Linked DNA regions of Homo sapiens: region 1 is linked to region 2. Evidence: chromatin loops called from intact Hi-C (ENCODE). Cell type or tissue: heart right ventricle. All regions are shown on one strand. Each heading gives the region's core, and the rest is flanking DNA. Links, peaks and the distances in the headings are about the cores only.

Region 1 (8,953 bases), core at 264-8,263, 85 kb after region 2:
GACATTCCTTGGAAGAGGGTCCAGTTTGGGAGGGAAGTTGTGTTTCATTTTGGTTATATTACATTTCAGTTTCCTGTGAAATCTCAAAGCTGAGCTATCAAATAGTCACTTGGATATACTGGTCTGGTGCTCAGAAGTTTGGGCTGAAAATATAAATGAGTCATTGGCTGATCCTGCAAAGGAGATTGAAGAGGGATGTTGGTACAGGGAGGTGGAAAACCAGGATTCTAAGGGGCCATGGTCCCCAAAGCGGGACAGTGCTTAGTATGAAAACAGTGGCCAGAAGTGTCAGATGTTTCCAAGATGTTATACGCAGAAGAGACTGATAATTACCAGTTGGGTTAAGCAGCATCATATTACAGGTAACTGTTTTGGTTGGGGATGTGTGCGGTGAAGCGGGGAAGAGACTAGATTGGAGCGAGTTGGGGAAGAGATGAAGACAGTGAGTACAGATAACCCATTTGTAGCTTTTACACTTGAAGGAAGAAGAGGGCTACAGCTGGAGGAGGACACACTGAGAATCATGGGAAAGTTGCCTTAGATGGGCAAGTTGAAGCACATTTTCCCACCATTAGGACAGACAAAGAGGAGGTGCCCTTGGGAAGTAATCTCTAGGCATAATGCTCATATAGAGTCCAAATTCTATATGAATTTACAATTACATTTTTCATGGATTAACTTATTTTAGCAGAAACCATACATGCATTGGTGTTTCCCCTGCTTTTCTCATATATATGGCCACTGCAATGCTGAGGACCGTAAAGACAGCATGGGAGTTAGCGAGTGGTCGGGTGAATTTTGTGCAACATCCAGTTCAGAACAATTCAGCCTGGGTAGTGGTTATCACTTGGAGAAAAGAAAGGATAATAGGCCGGGCGTGGTGGCTCATGCCTGTAATCCCAGCACTTCGGGAGGCTGAGGCGGGTAGATCAAGAGATCAAGACCATCCTGACCAACATGGTGAAAACCCCTCTCTACCGAAAATACAAAATTTAGCTGGGCGTGGTGGCGTGTGCCTGTAGTCCCAGCTGCTCGGGAGGCTGAGACAGAGGAATCACTTGAACCCAGGAGGCAGAGGTGGCAGTGTGCCAAGATTGTGCCACTGCCTGGCGACAGAGCGTGACTCTGTCTCAAAAAAAAAAAAAGAAAGGATAATAGTAGATCGTCTTTTTTTTTATTTCCCTTCTTAAAAAAAGAGTTGTAGAATTTCCTCCATGTTCTTTGTATTGAGAATTCTATATACACAGATGATTCCACATCCTCCAAATTTAGAAAACCTTTTTTCCCCATCCCCTGGAGTAGTCAGCTTTGCACAGCTATCCTTCCCTAAATGCAGCCAGGAGCAGAGTCCCGGTGGTGTCTGAGAGAACCCAGCGATTCGGAGCCAACTTGAGGCCCTGTAGTGCAGGGAGACCCTGAAACCTGTGAATGAGCTTCCTGAACCCAAACTTTGCCGCTCCTCAATTTCTTTTTGGCCTTGAGTACAGAATGGAATTTGCAGCCGCTGATGAAGTATGGCTGAATGCTCCAGGCAGTGATCCTTTAAAGCTAAACCCCACTCTGCAGTGTGCACAGAGCATGGTGCTTTGCAATATGACTCCACCCCGATTCTAAAAAGCCTATTAACACAAAGACTCTGCTTTACCTACAGTTGACTCTGCCTCAGTACATCTGATGAGGGGCAAGCGTGATGCCTGCTCCCTAAATTCCCCCTTCCCCCACAGTTAGGCTAAGACCACCTTGTTGAGGCCATGCAGCCTCTGTGCATGGTGAGGCCTGAGCCTGCATGTCTGGGCCTTGTGCTGGCAGGCCCAGCGACACTCCAGAAAGAGCCACTCACCTGTGGCAAAGTTGTCAGCAGCTGAGTCAGCTGCCAAAGTAAAAAGTGCACTAAAGCTGCTTACCAGGCCACGATAAAGGCCACCTGCAAGACTGCAAAAGCAAAGTGTGGCACAAAACACTGTGCTGCGAGTGGCCACATGAGAAACCAATGGCCCACACCCACAGTGCCGCATCTGTCAGAAGCCACCATCTCCGGGGGTCATTTTGTTCCTCAAGTGCATGTCCCTGAGCCAGTCCACCAGACATGGAGGCTTGGGGAAAGGGCAGTGAAGACCCTTTCCACCCGGCCAGGTTCTGCCCAGTTTGAGAATTTGAAACCAAGCAGGAAGGCAGAGGGAGACTAAACTCTCACCTTTATTGCTGATAAGCTGACATCGGAGATTGTGTCTCATGTCTGGGTGTGCAGCCATCCTAATACCGAACTCAGAATCGGAAACTTCCTAGATGGCAGGCTGACCTGAGCAGCCCTTCACACACGGGAGCAGACCTTGCACCTGCAGGAGGGAGGCAAAGCAGGTGCTACCAGTGGGCAGCTCTGTGCCCTGAAAGCAAGAGTGCAGCCAGATCATGCCTGCCCAGTTTTCCCTTCCTATGCATGCCAGTCTAATTCCTGAGTCCTGCCCCCAAGAGAGGCATATGCGGGTTAAAGAGAGACCAGGAGCTCCTGGAGCACCACCCACATGAGAGAACAGCAGGAGTGAGGATGAAACATGCCACACACAGCCCCACCCTTACCCCAAGACTCCTCCCTGACGTTATAGTAGGAGGTCAAGTATTTGCTACAGGGTTGGATGTCATACTTAATGCTGATGGCTTCGTGCGCATCTTAACAGTTGACAACTACATCATCACAGCTTGACACACGTTTCTTCAATTGGCATGTGTTCTTTGTGCTCAGAACCACATTAGGCCCTAAGAGACTCCAGAGAGACACATGGCCCGAGTCAACCTTATCCTCTGTAGAGGGCAGATGGGGACAGTATTTATATTTATGAAATTTAGAGAATAGTTGTCAACTCGTCATGATAGGACATTAGCAACAAACACCCATGAACGAAAGTTTGTTGTGAGCCACACTGGTCTTTAAACAGCCTTCAGGATGATTCTGGTTTTCTAGATGTGTTTCCTTTCTCAGTGAGTCCCTTTTCTTGAGAGGAGAGGGGGTGTATATTACAATAAGACAGGTTCCGGAGGGAAATGACTTCATGGGCTCACTGTTGAGCTGCTTCCCTTTGCATCTCGGGGGAAGGTGTGGTTCACCCGCAGCAGGTCCGGTGAAGGAAGCACGTGTGTGTGTGTGGAAGGGTGGCGCTGACCTCCCAGACAGGACATTACCCTTCTTCCTCTTCCTGACCACTGCTGTTCCCACAGCAGTCACGGTCATCACTTAGCTTCCTGTTGGGGAAAACCTTGGACACTGTGCATCCACCTGCTATAACTGGCAAACTAAGGATGACAGAGTGTTCAATGATGCTGTTCAACTTGAACCCTGAGTTGACACACGGACCCCTCTGCGCTAGTATCCAGGGCATAGGACGTCTGAAGGAAAGATGGAGCCATTCTTGGTGGGGCGGAAGAGGCAGGAAACTGCTGCCTGGACAAATCGTGTTCTGGGCCAAAGCATCACAGGCGAGTGAAATATGGGAATATTGAAGGGGCCTGGGATGGAGGTAAGATGGAGCGATCCTATGGTTTGGCACCTGCAGCCAGGGTGGTGGCAAGGGCAGTGGCAAGTAGTGGGTTTCATGGAAGGATAAAAGTATCAGGCAGCCTCCTCGGGCGGAGACCGCAGGTAGATGTCCCTGGCCTCTGGGACTGTCTTCACCCAACAGTCTATGTGCTGGGTACATACGCTATGCTGGGCACAAAGAAGGCTGTGGTCCATGACTTCAAGAAGCCCTCAGGCTAGTAAATTGGCATCTTCATATTATCCTTAGATCCAGGCTGACAATGTAAGCAAATGTGGAAAGCGTTAGAAAATGCAGGCTCCCTGGCACTATCTTAGACCTCATAGAACAGCCATTTCAGAGCAAGTCCTGGGAATCTCCATCCCATTAAGTGCCCCCTGAGGCTTGGGGATAGATAGTTGCGTGAGACAAACTGTAGCAAGTAAATCATCGCAACAAAGTGCGAGAAGTACTGTGATTGGCTGTTTCGGGAATGACGAATGCACAAAGGAGGTTCTCCTACGTGGGAAATCCAGGTGCGGCTTGGGGACTAGTATTTGAAATTTCAACTGGCTCCATCTGCCTACTTTCTCACATACCTCCATATGCTGTCTGGTGGCTGATGGCAGCAGCTGTGCAGGGGTTTCAGTGTCTGAATTTGGGCAGTTTGCTGTGCTTCCGAAATGGTTCTGGCCAACCCTGTGTCTCCCCTTGGACTTCTGATTGGCCCATGGGGGATGAGGATTTTTGGATCTGTGGCAGCAGTAATGATCGAGGCCTCCAAGAAGAGCACCACTAGGAGGGTGTTAGTAGATTTTTAATAGCCTTCATACCGAGTCCTTTAGATGTGTTTCTTTTCTCAGTGTGTCCCTTTTCATGGCGGGGGGTTGGGGTGTATCTTACAATAAGACAGGTTTGGGATGGGGGGAAATGACTTCATGGGCTTGCTGTTGAGCTGCTTCCCTTTGCATCTCCGGGAAAGGCGTGGTTCACCCGCAGCAGGTCCGGTTAAGGAAGCACGTGTGTGCTTTCAGCATCGCTGCGTTTTCTCTGCCACTTCACCCTAAGGATGGGGTCAAAGTTGCTTCTGCTTCTCTTGATAGAGGCTCTCTTCAACTCCCTACCACTCCTAATTCTCAGCCCTTGCAGTTTCCTGCAGTGGAACACGAAGTTCCAAAGAGATGGTTCCAGGTGAATGCACAGCTGTGTTCCCACCTCCTGATCCTGTCTCCAATGAGTGACACTGGGCCGTTCTTCAAGATCTCTCCTTAACCCCCTCTTCCAAGACAGGACCAAACCCCACACTTGAGCACTGGGCTCCCCTGCTCTCTTCCCTGATGCCACCCCACTCCCACAGGGCGTGGCCCCAGCAGAAGACAGCTTCAGCCTGTTTTATTGACTCTGGGTGTGACAGGAACAGAGATTTTGAAGGCCTCTTTGCCCTTTTCCCTAGAGAGTAGGTGGCTTTGCCCCTGAGCAGCAATCCGCTGAACCCATCTGAGCCCAGCTCAGCCCTCTGTGGCAGAAGGAGCTTCCCGTGGAAAAGAGGAATCCCACTCCAGTGAGGAAGGAGAGGCACCCAACAAGGAGGCCCAGGACATGTGTCTCTCATCAAGGGCTGCCCCTCTGAGATGGTGCTGCAGGAATCCCGCCCTGAGATTGGGGTGTGGAGAGAATAGAGCCAATAGCTTCCTACTCTTCTACCATTTTAAAATCCCATCCTGCATTTCGACTTTCTCTCTGACCACAGTGATACTAAAGGTTTTCTGAATTTTGGAAAGGTCAAAATAATAAGGTAAATGTCAACAAAATGAATATGTAAGGTGTGTATCCTCAGAATACTCTTTCTTTGGTAAATTGTAGTTTTATTTAAATGTGATCAGTTTTAGGTGATACGGGGAATTTGCCTACCTCCTGCAGAAACTATCTTGATCTTATTAAATTAAATAAGATGTAACTAGGGAAGGGGGGAAAAAAGAGTGAAATCAGGCATGGATCATTCCATCTGTGTAACCCGTAAAAGTCATAACAACAGTAAATGATACCAAAACCTCTCAGGCTGCCTACAGCCAATTCAATCTCAACTTCTACCACCTAGGCTGAATGACTATAGCATACAGAGATGGCCAAGGGATTCTAGAACTTTCTAGAGCTACTTGCTCCTCCCCCTGTTTCAATGCAGTCATTGGTCACTGCCCAGTGTGCACCTGGCACCTGACCAGTAGGGGGCACACGGGAGCAGTGTTGTGTATGAGCTCAGCTCAGGCACCAGCTGGTCAGGATGAGGCACCTCTACCTGGGCTCCACAGGAGAGCTAATTAGGTCATTGGATTCGATTCATCTTTTAAAAGTCTTTGAGAGTTTACTTGATTCGGATTTTTATTAAATCTCTTAACCAACTTTCGTCATTCTCAAATGCCAGTATAATTCTGTGAACACTCCAAACATTAGAAATACTTTTCTTATATTGTAAACAAATTCTGTTTATGTAGAAGATGGTTCTCTTTGGAAAAACAATGCCTGAAAGCTCTTCCAATTTAGCAAGGAAAATAGTCTGAGAAAAGAGAAATAGGTATGCAGGTACATGCCCCGCCTCAGCCCTCCCACACGTGGTCATTTTTGCTTGTTGAAAAATTAGACTTTAAGTAAAAAATGAAGCATCGAGAATGATCACTCATATAAAGGAGACTGTGCTTTTATGATATTGGCCTTTCTCTTCTGTTGATTGACTTTATTCCTATTCTTCATTTTTATGTTTCCTGTTGTCTGTTTTTCTCTTGTCTCACCTCCCAAGCTTTCTTTCCCTGGGCCTCCCGAGGGAGGTCTGATAACGCAAGAAGGATGAGAATGTGGGCGGGAGATGAGGGCGGGAGGAACTGCCCGGACCTGTCAGCCTTGGGTGTAGCACCTGCAAGGAGGACATGATTCTCCTGCGGTGACAGCCTGACCGGGCCCCCCACCCACCAAGGCAGGACCACGGCGACCTGGGGAGCATGCTGCCAGCAGCTATGGTGGGGGCTTTGGTCAGAGGATGGAGGAATCGAAGCTCTCCTCAAAGGGCTGAGTCAAAACTTCTTATCCGACCGAGCCAAGATGGAATTGCAATTCAGGGTATGTTTGACACCTTGATGTGATTGTGTGGCCCTTTGTAAAGGGTTCAGAGGGTGATCATGAGCTTATAAGCTTTTCTCCACCTTCAAATGGAATTGACAAATCCAGAATCTGTTTTTTTCCTCAGGTTATCATAAATTGTGACTAATTTTACTTGTGGGAGGTCTATTTTCCTTTCCTAATCAAAGACTTCAGTAGTCACGTAATACCTTCAGTAGTCACATAGTAAAAGATTATTACTACCTTCTTTTTTTCCAGAGCTTTTACTTTAAGATGGAATTCTTGTTCTGTGGTATTTGTGTTTGCCTAGTAGGATGAAAAAGGTATACTGGCTTTTGGCAAATTTTAGTCTAAATTGCATCACTTTATTATGTCTGGAATGGGAGATGTGGAGAGTACTTAATTTCTGGGTTTTCTCAGTAATTCTTTTTATTTTCTGTTTTGTTACTATCGTTTTGAGGCAACAATAGAACTAGTGACAAAAATATAGCTTTCTTGTTAACTTAGTTCAAAGGGTTATTATGGCCTTTTTCTGAAATAAATTTTCATTAGAATGAAATACTTTGGAAATACCTGACCTCGTTCTCTTCTGTCTGGACCTTGGACTCCTTAATGGTACTTACTAGAAGGGAGCTCTTTGGTCTTGCCGACGATGGACCCATGGGAGGAACACAGTGCCAGCTGAGGAAGCAAGTCTGAGCATAGAAGTCATAGACTCCCAGGGGCTCTCAGAGCTGGCCTGCTGCCCCTCCATGCTCTCATCTGACCCCACGCCCTGAGAGTCTCCTAGGGAGTAAACACGAGTGTTCTTGCATTTCAACAAATATGTATTGAAAGCAAATATATACCAGACATTTTTTTAGGCAGCGGCATGCTCTGATCTATAGCTAATCTACTTTTAAGAGGTATAAAAAACAAATGTTATCATCTGTTTTGTTTGGACAGTGGTTTCCAGCCATACTTTTCAGGCTGGCTATATTCAAGAAGAGTCCAGCCAAGAAACTCTTTTGAAAATAGCCTGATAAGTATTCACTGCAAAATAGTAAATTTGTCATTTAACCAGGTATCCAAACGAGACAAGGCTGTTCTATGTTCTTAACTGCCAAAGGATGAGTGATTATTTGTAAAACCTAGGCATTCCGTAAGAAGTGCGAATCACAGTATTTAAAAAATTAATCATCTGATTTTGCTCCTTTGCTTCTCAGATGAGAAAACAGAGCTCAGGGAAGTTGATTACTGAGCTTCAGGCAGCACAGTCAATAAAGTGGCAAAGCAGGCCTGGAATCACATGTCCCAGACTCTTAATCTTACATTTTCTTCCTTTGTTTTTTTTTTTATTTTATTTTTTGAGAAGGAGTCTCACTCTGTCACCCAGGCTGGAGTGTAGTGGCGTGATCTTGGCTCACCGCAACCTCCGCCTCCCGGGTTCAAGTGATTCTCATACCTCAGCCTCCTGAGTAGCTGAGATTACAGGCATGCTCCACCATGCTTGGCTAATTTTTGTATTTTTTAGTAGAAACAGGGCTTCACCATATTGGCCAGGCTAGTCTTGAACTCCTGACCTCAGGTGATCCACCTGCGTTGGCCTCCCAAAGAGGCCTTCTCTCTTTGGGATTACAGCCATAAGCCACCAAGCCCAACCATTTAATCTAACATTTTCTCTCTTATCTCATACTCTCCTGATAAATTTGACAAATTTCTGTAACAATATTCAGAGCTTTGCAAGGTAACAAAGTAAAAACATAGTAAAAACTATGCTAACATGTAAGAGATTTTTTAAAAAACAGTGTCTTGAGATATAATTCAGGTGCCACACAATTTACCATTTAAAGTGTACAATTCAATGGTTTTTGGTATATTACATTATTTACTTTTTAAGCTGTGGTAAAATATACATAACATAAAATTTGCCATTTTAACCATTTTAAATGTGCAATTCAGTGGCATTAGTTGTATTCACAATGTTATGCAACCATCACCAGTATTTTTATAACTTTTTATCACCCCAAACAAAAATTCTGTAACCATTAAGCAGTAACTCTGTTCTCCTCTTGTCCTGTCTTTGATAACTTCTAATCTGTTTTCTGTCTCTATGAATTTGCCCATTCTCCTCTGGGAATTTACTAGACATTTTGTATGAGTGGAATTATCTAATATTTGTCCTTTTCTGTTTGACTTATTTCACTCAGTATAGTATGTTCAAGACCCATCCATATCAGAAGTTCATTTCATTTTATGACTAATGAGATGGTCTGTTCTAATTCCCTTTTATTTCATTCTCTCTCCTTTTAGTACACTTGAATTTCCAACCTGGTCATGAAATCCTTTAAGTA
Region 2 (8,953 bases), core at 699-8,698:
CAATTAAAGATGTGCTCGGTTACCAAGAGGTCCAGGCTGTCTGCCTAATATTGGATTTTGTTTGTCTCTAAGATGTATTGCCCCCACGTTTAAAAGTTTCAAGTTCTAGAATTTTTATTTTCGCAAATATCAATATTTGTAAAGCAGGTACACACACAGCTTACTTTAATATATTGGTCAAAATTAAGGTAACATAGGCAGTTAGAGTAATAGGTAAAATGATGATGTCGACCATGAGCTATTTACACTTATTTTCACACGTCTGTTACCTGGCTACATTTCCTTTTTCCATCTCTTGGTCCCTTTGCTGTTTCTTGCCCTGGCCAACACTTGGTGTCCTCCTCCTATGCCAGGGCCTCCTTTGCAGGTGCCGGGGGAGCTGTGCTTTTTAAGAAGATCTGATGCGCTTACTATGCTAGTCTGATAATGCGTGTGATAATCCTTCACTATATTATCTTTGATGGATAATGAATTTGCACTTGCCTCCTGCAGATCAGTCCTTAACCTTCTAAGTCACTAGTGATGGAGATTTTAGGTACTCTTGTTCAAGCAAGCAATGTGGATGCTCTGAAGTGTCAGGATTTCCAGAAGTTCTCAAATTCTTCTACCTACTTTTAGGCCCAACTCAACTAGACACTAATAATCATGAACAGTCCTTAGTGTATCTTTGACTCTTTGGGCTTAGTACAGCTTCTTGATTTTTAAATCTTCTAGCTAATTGGAGGATTGAGAGAAACAGCAGCACCAATGTAGATTTTGCTGGCCACTCCCGGCTCCATAGAATTTGAAGACACATGTCATCCTATATGCACTTACTTATGCTCTTGGTCTTTCATTTTCCCTACGTGAGACTTTTTCCTACGTGAGTCCCTTCTCTTACCCTAATCCCTCTAATAAGTTCAGGACATTCTAGAGAGTATTTTTTAAGCCTCACACATCCAAATTTGAAATTGAAATAGCTTCCCCATCCCCTGCCAGAAAAGGGATAAATGCTACCTGTTTTTTGTCCCTCAAGTTCTCCTACAATCCAGTGGACATATTTCTGATCTTGTGTAATAATAAATTTAGTATAGTCACTATTCGCATCATAAAAGTTATCACCATATGTCATAAAGTTAAGGCAGGGTGTGATCGAGCCTTTTAACTCTGTAAGCTTTGCAAACATTAGCTCCCATATGTGCGTGGATTGGTGACCCTGAAATATGATACTGCACAAAACTGTGCAATTGTGCTGCCTTTCAGGACAAACAGCTGAGTTCGTGAGATGAGAAGAACCGGAAGGCAGAGCTGTCTGCATTCTGCTCTGCCTCGCATAGCTGTGTGGCCTTGAGCAAGTCACCAAACTTTCCTGAATAGCTGTGACCTTATGCATAATTCAGGGATTATAGTATCTACTTTACTGAATCTGTACGAGGAAGAAATAAGACACCATAAGAGGCATTTAATAATCTTTTTAAAGTAAAAGTTGTACAGGTTTGTTACATAGGTAAATGTGTGCCATGGTGGTTTGTTTCACCATCAGCCCATCACTTAGGACGTTCAGTCATCTTAAAAAGCAAGAACTTCTCTTCTACAGAAATCTAATTGATAGACCCACTTTTACTTGAGAAGGAAAAGGTATAATTTGAGGGTGGGCTAAGCCTGGGCCTGTTGCCCTCAGCCTCTTCTTGTGAAGAGAATCACTCAGAATCACAGGGTTATGGGGATGGGTGGGGGAACACTCCTTCAGGCTGTGTCTTCTGAATTCCTCTGTCTAGGAGTGGTAGTGACTTTCTGTTGCTGTTAATTTCTGGGCTGCCTCACTGTCTCTTTTTGGATTCTTGATTCTTCCATCACTTGTAGAGCCAATTTCCTGCATTAAAGTCCCTCTTTTATAAATACTTGAACTGGGTTCTGTTCCCTTTGTTTGACATTGACTGATAGAGCAGTATTAGAAAGACCACTCGCCAAAAGAATTTTCCCAATGCTGGATGCACCATTAGAAAGCCATTCCATTGGGTCCTTTTCCTTAAAGTGGAAGAGTAGACTCTTACTAACAGAATGCTACAGCATCTTCACAACTCTTATGTTGTCCGTTCATCCATCCAACAATCCACACACTGAATATCGTATACCTATTGTGTGTTAGGAGCTGAACTAAGTGCTGGACACACAAACCAGACCCACAATGTGTCAGGCCAGGTGATTTCAAGGAGCTCAAATTCTAAAGATCTAAAGGGCAGAGTTCATTTGCCTGGAAATCAGGAATGATCACAGGACTTAGGTGCTTAGTGCTATACTTGGCATACAGTCTCAACAAAAGAAATTTCTTGTTCCTGTTTCCACTTTCTACCTCCCACCTCATTAATAAACTGAGGTGAAGTGAGCGGGCTGGCCAGGAAATATTATAACCATCCCATAAGCACAGTACCAAATTCAGAAGAGCTATCTGCCTAAGGGTGAGTGCTCTTGAGCAGCAGCATCTGCAGCTGATCCAGTCTTTTCATCAGATCATAGTGCTTCATCCACAGCTTCATTCGAAGCACTTGTGCTAAGAAATGCATAACTGAGGCCAGGCATGGTGGCTCACTCCTGTAATCCCAGTGTTTTGGGAGGCAGAGGCTGGAGGATTGCCTGAGGCCAGAAGTTCGAGGCCAGCCTGGGTAACATAGCGTGACCCCGGTCTCTACAAAAAAAAAATGGTAAGTAAGCCCGGCATGGTGGTGCATACCTGTAGTTCCAGCAACCCAGGAGGCTGAGGCCAGAGGATTTCTTGAGCCCAGGAGTTCCAGGCTACAATGAGCTATGATTGGTGCCACCGCACTCCAGCCTGGGTAACAGAGCGAGATCCCGTCTCAATCAATCAATCAATAAAAGAGGAGACAGCAGAGAACAGGAATCCCCAATTCTCCTCCCTTCCTTTCCAAGTTGTCGGAAACCCTTATCTCTCAGCCACAGACACACTCATCAATGAGCTTCTTTGAATCCTAGATGCTTTGAGTGTCAAATAAAGGCTGGCACCTACCTCACAGGGTTGATGGAAACCATTAATGTGGTACTATTTCACAAACATACTGCACACTTCTAACACAAATCACAACATAGAGAGATGGGGTAACAGGCATGATTTTGTGTGAGCTCCAGAAGCTGGGCAGGGTCTTAATTAAGCTCAGTTTCCTGTCTGTGAAAGGCGACTAGCACCTGTCCTGTCAACCTCACAAGGTTATCGCAAGGCCAACTGAAACAATGCTTTGAAGATGGCAAATGTCTGTTTTAGTCCCATTGCAAATCTACCGTGGTAAATGTATTCCAAGCATAACCCAGTCCCATAGTTTTAGGTAATACAAGTCAGTTGTGGAGACTCAAATTATAAAACAGAACATAAACTCCACGTGGTAGAGAACTGTGATGCTGTGTAGCCTTACTGCACAAACCTTGTTTTGTTCCCAGTCTTTATGATAATTTCCATAATCATGTATATGCATAAAAGCAGATAAAAGGCAAAAATCAACAAGAATAGCTAACATTTATTCAGGCTGTAGAGCATGTGCCAGACAGTCTCCTAAGCCCTTCACGCACATTCTCTTATTTAAATCACATACAGCAACTCTATGAGGTAGGCACTATCATCATCATCATCATCATCATCTCCATTTTACAGATGAGGAAACAGACAGAACACAGAGAGGTTAAAGCGTTCTCTCAAGGCCACACAGCTAGCAAGTGGTAAGGCTGAAGGTCTGTTAACAACTAAGAGTGCAATCAAATCCACCACCAAACCTAAGGGGGTCCACAGGCGACCCTGATACGTCCGACTTTGGCGGGAGATTAGTGTTAAGAAATGACTTCACATGCCTTTAACTGTCGCTGCAGGCACCTTTGATTGGAGTCATAACTTTACTGCAGAGCCGGTGCCTTTAAACATCTCTCTGGCTGTCACCGGTTATTCTTTACCTCCGTTTCCACTTTTACTTTCTCTAGGCAAAGGTCGTTTGGTGCTTTAACCGAGGTGATTAGGGTAATGACGCCTGAAGAACACCGGGCTTCCCCCTCTTTTCACTTGATTACCGGCAAAGCTTCTATGTAAAACTAGAATGTTCACTAAAACCATGATTTTGGGTATTATTTTAAAGGACTCACATAGGAAATTATTACGTCCAAAGGAAAGCTAAACCTGAAGAGCTAGGAAAATGAAAAAAAGTGATGTGTCTGCGAAAACAGTAGCAGAATTAAAAAAAAAAAAAACTTTATTCCCCCCGAAGCTGTAATTTGACTGTTCTCTTTGGCAAGGCTCCAGAGACAAGGCCAAGTGCCTAATTTCTCTTTCTCTTCGCCCCCCTCCTCTCCACCTTTTTCACCCTCAGGGCAGAGGGGAGGCGGGACGAGCGATCCACTGCTCCGGCCGCCGAAGCTGGCGTCTGGGCGCGGGGAGGGGCGGGCCGGGGCGCGGCCGAGCAGTGGGGCCGAGCCCGAGGAAGAGGAAGTCGGAGCCCGAGCCTGAGCCCGAGCCCGAGCCCGACGGCGGCTGCAGGGCGCTCCGGCAGCCCGAGCCGGCGCAGCGCAGCCCGCACCCTCCCCGCCCGACCTGCGAGCGCCGCCCGGGCATGCGAAGCCGTCCCTCCCCGGGTAAGCGCCGGTCGGGCCCGGACGCCCTGGGGACTTTTCCAGGGATGGGAGGGGGGACCCGGGGACCTCCGGCGGGAGCCCCACATCCGCAGGTGGGGCCGGGCGGAGCGTGGTACCCGGGCCCCGCCGGCCCCCTGCGCGCCCCTCCGCAGTGGGGACGGAGGGCCTTGGGGGGCGCCGAGCGGTGGGGACAGAGGGCGCCGGGGGCACCGCGCGGTGGGGACGGAGGGCGCTGGGGGGCGCCGCGTCTCGGGGGTCGGAGTCGGGTCGGGGATGCTGCCCGCCGCCGCCCCGCTTGGGGTTCCGCGCCCCCAAGTTCCCGGTGCTCCCGCCCCTCGCCCCAGCGGCTGCAACATCAGCGCGCAGAGGAGTTTCTGCGAGCACCCGGGAGTTGTAGCCACCGCTTCCCCACCCCCGACTCAGCAGGACAGCCCCAGAACGGGACCCCACAGCCAGTCAGCTGGGTCAGCTCCCCAGCAGCGAAGCCGGGAGCCCGAGGACCCGGGGACGCGCGGTGGGGGCGGCGGCCGAGCTGCTGCGGCGCTCAGGGCTTGGGGGCGCCCCCGTTCTGCAGATGCGCTTTTCAGGGGGTGGGGAGTCAAGAGCCTGTGGCTCTTCCGTCACGGGGTAAACGGTAACACCTGGGCGGCCGCGACTCTGCGAGCGTTCTGGCCTCGGCGGGCGGCGGGGAACCGCAGTGATGCCCGAGCTCGCCCCTTTTGTGTCCTCGCGGTGAGCCCCGTTCCGAAGCCGGAAGCTTGGGAACGCTCTAACTGGGAGAACGGCGCTCGGCTGGTCAATTCATTCCGCTCCTCGGAAACAATGAGCTGGATCCTTGACTTGAATGTGCTGGCGGAGCGGGGTTTGTAAGCCGGCGTTTCATCCAGCTCTGGTCCTCAAGGCGCCCTTTGTACCACCCGCAGGTGGCCGAGGCTACTGCACGTATTTTCGAAATCACCGAGTGTGGGTGTTTGGGGCAGGTATCACCCCGCGAGGACCATCTCAGACTGAGAGTTGGTTTAGGAGTTTTGAACAGATTGGATACAGAACTATATTGTGTTTTGTATTTAGACCGGGGGAAAGACTAGAATGTTAACTCTAGGGTCCAGTTTGTCATCTAACAGAATTCCGGGCTTGGGTAGGTCCTGTAATGCGGTACAATAACAACCAGGTGTTAAAACCGGCATCTTCTGGATTCTCAGATTCTGTAGACAGCATACTTCTAAAAAATGTAGAGATTTTGGATTTTGATTAAATTGCTGTTAAAAACATTTCCAAGCCCATCATTTCAGGAGATCAGAAAATTTTCGAACTTTAATTTTGCCCTGTGGGACCCTGGGCAAGATACTTGCCTCTGGTCGTCTTGGCTGCCTCCCTTATAAAGCAGTGCACACGAACCAGATAGCTTCTACGGCCTCCTGCTCATTCCTCATCCCCCTCCCAAACCCCTACCCCCTGTAATTTGGTCTACAATATTTAAGACAGAGAGAAAAGTAACGGGTTGATGTTTGACTCTCTCAGCATTTTGAGTCTGGCTTCCCAATTCCTGACTTGACTTTTTGTCTCATTTGAGGTCCCAATTCTAAGCCACCAAACCACCTGACTAAAGAAACTTTTTTCTTCAGAGTGCTCCCACCTCCCTGGCTTCATCCTCAAATAGGTCATCAGTAGCAGTCCACAGTCAACAGCAATGGCTGCACGACCTTCCCCATCCTTGTGTAGCAGCCCCCCAAGTCCTCTGCTAAAGGGCAAAGCAAAGTGAGAAACAGTTACCTGGCAATCAGATGCCAGATAACTGCCCCGATTCTGCTCGTCCTTGGTGGCATTTTCCTGCTTCCCCTACTCTAAATGGGCACCCTGAATTAGGGGCACCAGCTTCCTTCAATGCCTTTAATATAGGTGACTGTCACCGAATACAGGCTTAAATATTTCAGTGGGGGATTCAGGCTGTAGTTCAAAGAAGTTAAATGATCATTTTTAAAACAATAGGAAGTGGCAACATAATTTTTCAAAACCAAGAATAACCAGTCCTATGTTGTGTTCCCCCTTTGCGGATATGATTTTTCAGTGATTTAATTAAGATCGAATGGTTCATAGTCTGTCCCATAAATATGGGAAATGCTTGAGTAGCACTAAATCTCTTGAGCCCTTCGTCAACCAAAAGCAATTCCTGAAGCTATTATCTTAATGGCGGCCGTTCACTTTTTTGCAGATTTCTTTTCCTCTCCACTCCTTTCATTGCTGGTGGTTGGTCTTTCAAGCAGTTGTCATCTTTTAATCCTCCTGCAGCATGATTAGGTCCCTGGAATATTAAACCCAGAAGGGCTCTTGGATGACCTAGTCCAGCCCTACATCTTAAAGATTTAGGAAGTCTGGTTAAGATCCAGTGATCTAGAATTAGCCTACTTGTGTGATGCTCACATCTACGTCTCTGTAGCTTTGAGACCTTCACTTCTTTAAGGAAATTACTTAGATATGGATTATTTCATAACCAGGAAAAGTAAAAATCATAGTTGGTGTCTCTCGGTTTTCTCACCTTTCCTCATTTTCACACCTTTCCTCCTTTCTTCTCCGCCCTTGTCTCAAGTTATGCCAAGGATTAAATGAAATGATTCGTATCAGTGTTTGGCACATATGGTGTGCTTTGAAGATGATTGTTGTTGATAAACCAAGTCCCAGGAGTGTATGATTTTGCAGAAGTTTATACATAGCTCTGGACTGTCAGAACTGTGATTTAACCAAGGTTCTCTTCTCTCTCCCCTGCCCCTCTTGAACTGCACTGCCTAAGAAATGTTGGTTGCATGGAGACATATTTTTAATTAAATGTAATGGTTCAGTCTTTAAGAAAAAATTATAGATCGAGACCATCCTGGCTAACACGGTGAAACCCCGTCTCTACTAAAAATACAAAAAATTAGCCGGGCGAGGTGGCGGGCACCTGTAGTCCCAGCTACTCAAAAGGCTGAGGCAGGAGAATGGCGTGAACCCCGGGGGGCGGAGCCTGCAGTGAGCCGAGATCGCGCCACTGCACTCCAACCTGGGCGACAGCGAGACTCCGTCTCAAAAAAAAAAAAAATAAAAAAAAAGAAAAGAAAAAATTATAATCCCTTGTCTCTTTTGACTTAGGAAAAATATGGTTTCTAATGCGAAATGTTGGTGTATTCAGGCAGGGATGGGAAGGAAAACATTTTTTAGACAAAGGGTCTGTAAGCAACCTCATGCTTGTGTGTGGCAAGGCATCTCAGATATTAATGTTTCATCACAGGCTTGCATCAATCTTGCTTGATAAAATTAAAAGCTGATCCCAATCCATTCGGTCATTCAGAGTCACGGGCAGTCTGTGCCAAGTAGAATTTACTGACAGAAGAGTCAGCTTTCAAGTGATTAAGAGATGACTACATCTTCAGCTTTATATTGTCTATGCTGATGAAAAGCAATAAATGCTTTAGCTGAGAAGACAGAAGTATATGGCTAATCACCTAGCGATGGGGCCCAGGTTTGCTGTGGAATACCTGGGCCATAGCGTATCTAATGCTGCAAAACAGCTTCAGGTATGCCTGGGTGATTTCCAGTCCAGTGATTAGGAGTTGACTGTGTATCTAGAATAGTCTTCATGTTTGAGGCTGAGTATCTTTTCAATATGTAAACCTAAGGTTAAAAAAAACAAAAAACAAAACCAAAAACACTTTTTCTGATGAGATACAAGCCAAAGTAAAAATTTCCACATCTAAACATCCTTTGGTAAATATTGAATTACCGTTTGATGGAAAGCTAAATCCTGCTGGATTCGTGGATCCGCAAATCCATAACTCTCCTCTTCTTTTCCCCTCCCTTCGTGGTCCTAGAGGGAAGGCAATTTGAAGAGTGTTAATGGTAGGCTAAGTTTTTTAAAAATTCCATCTACACCCACTTGTAATAACCTGATGGGAGGAGAGTCAGGGCTTTCACTCGGTCTTTAATTAAGAAAGTTGTTTTGGTAAGCTTTAAATACCAGGGTGTTATGGAGGCCTCTTAGCACCAGCACTAGGAAGGGCAAACCCTTTGCCATTATAGCATTTGGCCAAAAGCTAGCAAGCCCATTTATGTATAAGAAGGAAATGTTTTTAAATCATCAAAGAAAAATTTAAGATAAGCATGAGTCTAATAACAGCTAAAACTTTAGTATTCTCATAAGAGGAATTATTAATCCATAAATCATCATAGTATTAAATGAGCTCTAATATTTGAAGTGGTGAATAGATCTAGTTCTCTGGGTCTAGTCACATTGAGCACCAATTTAAATGGCCTGTGACTGTCTAGACATTGAAAAGACACGTAAAGTCCTAGGTGAGGGGATGGCAAGTCTTTT

What was found. Hi-C counts contacts between places; a loop is a spot of excess contacts. Peaks named below come from ENCODE experiments on the same cell type or tissue, not always from the same donor. Only the 100,000 strongest peaks of a DNase experiment are listed, where the experiment ranks them.
Region 1: it touches region 2 in a loop (4-fold over the local background); 17 of 110 quality-filtered maps call a loop at or near these places.

What each region holds. Positions count from the first base shown.
Region 1 is chr6:150,680,371-150,689,323 of GRCh38, forward strand. All of the region lies in intron 2 of PLEKHG1 (pleckstrin homology and RhoGEF domain containing G1), which reads left to right. Among named protein-coding and RNA genes, the nearest start is that of PLEKHG1, 85 kb to the left of the region's middle. In heart right ventricle, for the core only: CTCF peaks have their summits at 5,712 (motif pointing right) and 5,914; DNase peaks (open chromatin) are centred at 3,196, 4,513 and 7,291; H3K4me3 peaks cover 2,746 bases; H3K27ac peaks cover 7,720 bases.
Region 2 is chr6:150,595,413-150,604,365 of GRCh38, forward strand. It overlaps PLEKHG1 (pleckstrin homology and RhoGEF domain containing G1), which reads left to right and starts at 4,473. Exons shown (of 17, transcript NM_001029884.3): 1 at 4,473-4,605. RefSeq lists silencers at 3,961-4,020, 4,201-4,495, 4,291-4,770, 4,981-5,150. In heart right ventricle, for the core only: a CTCF peak has its summit at 5,513; DNase peaks (open chromatin) are centred at 4,449 and 5,309; H3K4me3 peaks cover 2,957 bases; H3K27ac peaks cover 2,925 bases; H3K27me3 peaks cover 2,485 bases.